Linked DNA regions of Homo sapiens: region 2 is linked to region 1. A link is a contact called in ENCODE Hi-C or POLR2A ChIA-PET data. All regions are on one chromosome and are shown on one strand. The core of a region is the stretch at or near the end of the contact, and the rest is flanking DNA. Distances in the headings are between cores, read along the strand shown.

Region 1 (2,700 bases), core at 192-2,691:
GCTGGGTTTACAGGCGCTTGCCACCACGCCTGGCTAAATTTTTTTTTAATTTTTAGTAGAGACGGGGTTTTGCCATGTTGTCCAGGTTGGTCTCAAACTCCTGACCTCAGGTGATCCACCTGCTTCAGCCTCCCAAAGTGCTAGGATTATAGGTGTGAACCACTGCGCCTGGCTGCTAGTGACTATTCTTTAATTCTTGTAGGCAGGAATTTTTTTCACAGCTTCATCCTCGTGGCTTATAATTGCTACTCAGAAAATAGGTCTTTGTTGATTGATTTCATGACTTTGACTAGTTGTTCGAGCCTTTGAGCCTCAGTTGTCTCATCTATACAATGGTAATGGCAGAGACCGTGCAGGGTTATAAGCAGTGTAGCATTGTAGACGGCCTCTGTCAGAGTTAGCTCTTAGGCTGGACGCGGTGGCTCACGCCTGTAATCCCAGCACTTTGGGAGGCCAAGGTGGGTGGATCACGAGGTCAGGAGTTTGAGACCAGCCTGGCCAACACGATGAAACCACATCTCTACTAAAAATACAAAAATTAGCCAGGCGTGGTGGCGCGCGCCTGTAATCCCAGCTACTCAGGAGGCTGAGGCAGGAGAATCGCTTGAACCCGGGAGGCGGAGGTTGCAAGGTTGCAGTGAGCCGAGATTGCACCGCTGCACTCCAGCCTGAGCAGCAGAATGAGAATCAGTCTCAAACAAAACAAAACAAAACAAAACAAAACAAAACAAAACAAAACAAAACAAACAAAACCCCCAAGAGTTAGCTCTTAGGGAAAGATGCCAGGTTACTCATTTTAGGACTTGCAGTTCTAGTGGCTGACACGAGGTGGCAGTAGTGCTCCGGCCAGAGTTTCTGAAAGTGCGGTCCCGTCTGGCAGCATTGGCACCGGCTGGGAACTTGTTAGGAAAGCAAATTATGGGCCCCATCCCAGACCTAGAGAATCAGAAACTGCACTTTAACAAGATCTCCAGGGCACTCATGTGCACATTAACGTTTGAGAAGCACTTAACTGGCATATACTACTTTTTAAACATCTAAACATGGACTTCAATAAAGTGCAATCACTAGCTCTATGATCTCTGTAAGTGACAAAAGGGAAAAACGAAGCGAGTTTAGTACCGAGGTGTGAAGAAGTAGATCTAGATAGGGGTTAAGAGCGTGGCCCTGCAGTCCCCCCGGCCTGGCCTGGCCTGGGCTGGGGCTCTGCCACTTACTCTCAGGGTGACCTTGGGCAACTTAACGAACTTTCGTGAGCCTCAGCTCCCCTCATTTTTAAACTGAAGGTAGTGACGGTGCCTAGGGCATAGGGTTGGGGATCATTCATTCAGGGAACGCTTGTGGGGTGTGTTTATGTGCAGTGGGGACTCCATGCCTGCCCTCATCAAGCAGGTCTAGAGGGTTGGCCGGGAGGGGACTGGGTTCAACCTCTTCCTTCCCCTCACTGCTTGGCCCTCCCCACCCTGACTCCGGCCACACCAGCAGTGCTGCCAGATGCCGGTCACACCGGGCCCTCGTCCACAGTCCCCAAATTTTGGTCTATTGGACCTCAATTCCTTTGTTCTGGCTCCTAGACGCCTCAATTTCTCACTCTCTAGACACAGTTTGCCCTTCTCTCAGCCTTCAATAGTTGATCAGCTTCCTGGAGCCAGGCGAGGGAGGGCTGGATGAGATAAGAGCCTTGGCTTGGAAAGGACCTGTTGTTGTTAGCCATGATGGAAGCTGTGTCCCAGGAGAAGGAGGAAGTCGTCTGGGGCTGGGGCTGTCTTGTGTGGTTGCAGCAAGGCAAAGAGTGTGGGGCGTCTCTGTGTTCCAGGGCCAGTGCTCTTCTGGGTGATCCTGGTGTTGGTTGTGGTGGTCGGCTCCAGCGCCTTCCTCCTGTGCCACCGGAGGGCCTGCAGGAAGCGAATTCGGCAGAGTAAGTGGCTGTGTCCTTGGGGCCTTGGGGAGGACAGGTTGCTCTCTGCCAGCCTGGCCTGGGTTCTTTCCCTGCCTGCTCCTGCTCTCTGAGGCCGCCACCCCCAGCCTTCCTCCTGGTGTCGTTTCAGAGCTCCACCTGTGCTACCCGGTCCAGACCTCCCAGCCCAAGCTAGAGCTTGTGGGTGAGTGTCCAGCCGTCCAAAGGGGCTGCCCGAGCCAGAGGAACACAGGGCAGCTCTGGGCCCGGGGCGTGGGCTCCAGAGACTGAACTTCTACCCCAGCCTCGAAGCTCCCTGTCTGTGGCTCCTGTCGCATTCTGTACATCTGTAGGGATGCAATGTGGGTGAAAACTCATGCGTGTGGAGAATGCAATGAGGTGAAGACTGTACTGGGTGTGACGACTGTGTGGCTTGCCCAGAGCAGCACCTGGATGGATGCTGGCATGAACGTTTAAAAGTCTATCTTGTCTGTCACTTTTTCCTCCAGTACCCCCAGGGGGCATTCCTGCCAGCCTTGCCTTCCTCTCTACATTCTACCCTCCCTTTCTCCCTCTCCCTCCTTCTCTTTCTCTTTCCCCTCTCTCCCCCTCTTCTACCACCTGGCAAGTCAGCCCAGGGGCAGGAGGGGAAAGGAGCACATGGGGCAAGAGGGACCCTGGTTCTGCCACTTACAAGCTGTGTGACCCTGGGTGAGTTACTGAATTGTCCTGTGTCTCAGTTTCCTCATCCGGAAAATGCAGATGGTAGAATCTACTTCAGAGGCTTGGCCTGTGGATTCGTC
Region 2 (2,700 bases), core at 69-2,568, 310 kb after region 1:
AGGGTGCACAGGCATGTGGCAGAATGAGCCAGGGGCCACCCTCTTGTTCTGGAGGTGCTGAGAGCCGGCCTGGCTGGGGGCTGTAACTGTCAGGCTGACTCCCAGCCACACTGTCCTCCCTGGAGTAGGTGCTCGAAACCTTTGCTTTTTGCCTTTTCGCTTTAATCTGGAACGCTTGGGGAAAAAAAAAAAACAAAAAAACAAAAAAACAACAACAAAACAGTAGACCAAATGGTGACTGAGTCCCAACCCTTCTTCAGGCCAGATGAAATCATGGTCCCTGCTGGCGCCATTCCTCCATCTCAGAGCCCTCACTTGGGTTCAGACCCTCAGTCACACAGGGAGCCCCGCCACAGCTGAAGTGTTTTGTCAGAGCAAGATTGCAAAGAGTTAACACTTTTGCTTTTTCGGAAAGTTATCTGTGAAGAGTATTAGTTGTTTAATAAAGCGTGCCTGCCCTCCCGATGAACCCGCCAGTGACTCTGCAGCTGGGGTCATTCCAAGTTCACGCAGTGGACTTTTGACTGCCTTCTGTGTCTGTGAAAACAGTCGGCAGCTCCTGCGGGGATCATTCATTCAGGCCTGTAACACAAAACTATTGCCAATGGGCACCTGCTGGGGCAGCTTCCCGGGAGGGCTGGGAGGAAGATACCAAACTCATCAGGCATCTGTGGAGATAAGAGCGGCAGGGGATCCACTGGGATCCCGCTAATCAGGCCTGCACTTAGACCCCACTGCCTGGCCAACAGGCTGGTGTCAGAATGTATTAGGCAGCCCTGGCCAGGATAGGATGTGAGCTAATTAAAGGCCTTTTACAAAGAGGAGGAGGTAGGGGGTGGGGAGAGAGAGAGAGTGAGAGAGAGAGAGAGAGAGTGTGTGTGTGTGTGTGTGTGGAGGAGGAGGAGGAGGAAAGAAGTTTGAAGTGCATTCCCCAAATTTCCAGCACATTCTTTATTCCTCTGTTTTATCCCTCAAAACAGAAGAAAACAAATTAGAGGCTGAGCATTTGGTTATTTCTAACCTGAAATTGTCATTCATTGTGCCTGATGCCGTATTGGTTTTAACTGCTATTTTTGTGGAATTACATATACTGTGAAAGACATCTTTTGCCGCAGTCTCCCTGGGAACATCCTGTTGTTGAAATGCCGTTGGTCAGCTGCTTGAATTTTGCCCTTTTCTCTGACTTTGACACATCAAGGCAAAAATAGGTACCTATTTGTGGTGTGTTCTAGGTTTCTCCCTTTTGCTTGGAAAATCCACTTGCCAGCTGTGAAGGGTGCTGCTGGGAGGATGAAATGAGTCAGTGCACAGCGTGTGCTCTTAAAGTTTGGTGGTTGAGGTGGCGGTGGTAGCAGCTTGGCTCTGTGGTTTAAAATGCCACAGCATGCACTATCTTGAAAATACTCAGTAGTCCTAGCATACAACTGGGTTTTAGTTACACCTACTTAAGGAAGAAAGCTCATTTGAAAGTGTTTGATTTTCCTGTACTTTCGTTTGTTTATTTAGCCTGTGTATTCCCCCCACCCCCAGTAAGCAGCAAACTAACTTATTTATAGGCCTCAGGTATGTTTAAATCTGTGGTATTTTCTTAATCAGCCTGATAATGATACATTTTTGAAAGCAGTTTTGTTCACACATAAACCTAAGCCTTTATTATATTATTCTGATACATTCCACATAAGCTTGTCTGTGCACAAAGAAACATTTAGATTAATCTTGTACTACATGGTAACAATCCTAGGAAATTCCAATCAAAAGCCAACAACCTGTTTCCTTCATTCTGGACTGTTGGTGGGTTTGTTTTTGTCTGTGGTCTGATAAGGAGTAACAACAATGTTAATTTTGTATTTCCTTGGCATTTGTCTCACATAATCTTTTGTCAAAGTTGACCAGTAGGCTTGTCAGGCTTGCCATGCAGTTTATGAAATAAATAGTTACAATGGAGTAGTTAACTTAGCCCTGCGGAATATGTTAGTGTATCCTTACCGTAAGTGTTTAAAATGTTAATTACATTTATCTTTATTTCTCAGCATTGCTATACAGAAAACATGGGATAGACACTGATACTGATTGCCCAGTTGAAATAAGTTTTGAATTTAGTAACTGAATGGATAGCTTTAAAAATGGTACTAATATTTTGGGAGACTGAGGTGAGCAGATTGCTTGAACTCAGGAGTTCGAGACCAGCCTGGGCAACATGACCAAAAAAAAAAAAAGTCTAAAAAATACAAAAATTAGCTGGGCGTGGTGGCACCCGCCTGTAGTCACACCTACATGGGAGGCTGAGGTGGGAGGATCATCCGAGCCTAGGAAGTTGAGGCTGCAGTGAGCTGTGTTTGCACCATCACATTCCAGCCTGGGTGACAGAGCAGGACCCTGTCTGAACAACAACAACAAAAAGATACTCATATTTATTGACTGCTTCACTATGTGCCAGGTACTGTTCTGAGTCTTCATACAAATTGATTTGTTTAATCCTCATAACGACCCTGTGGAATGCTAGTTTGTAAATGAGGATACTGACGTTCAGAGAAATTAACTAATTTGCCCAAGGTTACAAGGAGAGCCAGGCTAAGAACCGAGATTCTCTGATTCAGAGCCCGTCCTCTTAATACCAGTGCAAAAGCAGCACTCTATCTAGTAGGCTTCATTCTCGAACCTCTCTGCGATATATTTGCAGGGATTAACCATGTAAGGCTG

What was found. Hi-C counts contacts between places; a loop is a spot of excess contacts on that map. ChIA-PET counts read pairs that join two places held with the same protein, here RNA polymerase II (POLR2A). Pooled maps may share reads with other maps.
Region 2: a pooled map shows a loop between it and region 1 (2.4-fold over the local background). The contact joins two enhancer-like sites. A Hi-C loop is called at or near these places in 2 of 50 pooled maps. POLR2A ChIA-PET finds 5 or more read pairs at or near these places in 2 of 52 experiments (T-cell and activated B cell).

Annotation. Positions count from the first base shown.
Region 1 is chr1:12,124,135-12,126,834 of GRCh38, forward strand. TNFRSF8 (TNF receptor superfamily member 8) reads left to right here. Exons shown (of 15, transcript NM_001243.5): 11 at 1,817-1,918; 12 at 2,049-2,102. Among named protein-coding and RNA genes, the nearest start is that of MIR7846, 41 kb to the right of the region's middle. Within about 2 kb of position 1,442, at least 10 of the 41 ENCODE cell types and tissues checked have a DNase peak (open chromatin) inside an H3K27ac peak, as active enhancers do.
Region 2 is chr1:12,433,078-12,435,777 of GRCh38, forward strand. All of the region lies in intron 65 of VPS13D (vacuolar protein sorting 13 homolog D), which reads left to right. Among named protein-coding and RNA genes, the nearest start is that of SNORA59A, 73 kb to the right of the region's middle. RefSeq lists an enhancer at 410-554 and a cis regulatory region at 477-487. Within about 2 kb of position 1,319, at least 27 of the 41 ENCODE cell types and tissues checked have a DNase peak (open chromatin) inside an H3K27ac peak, as active enhancers do.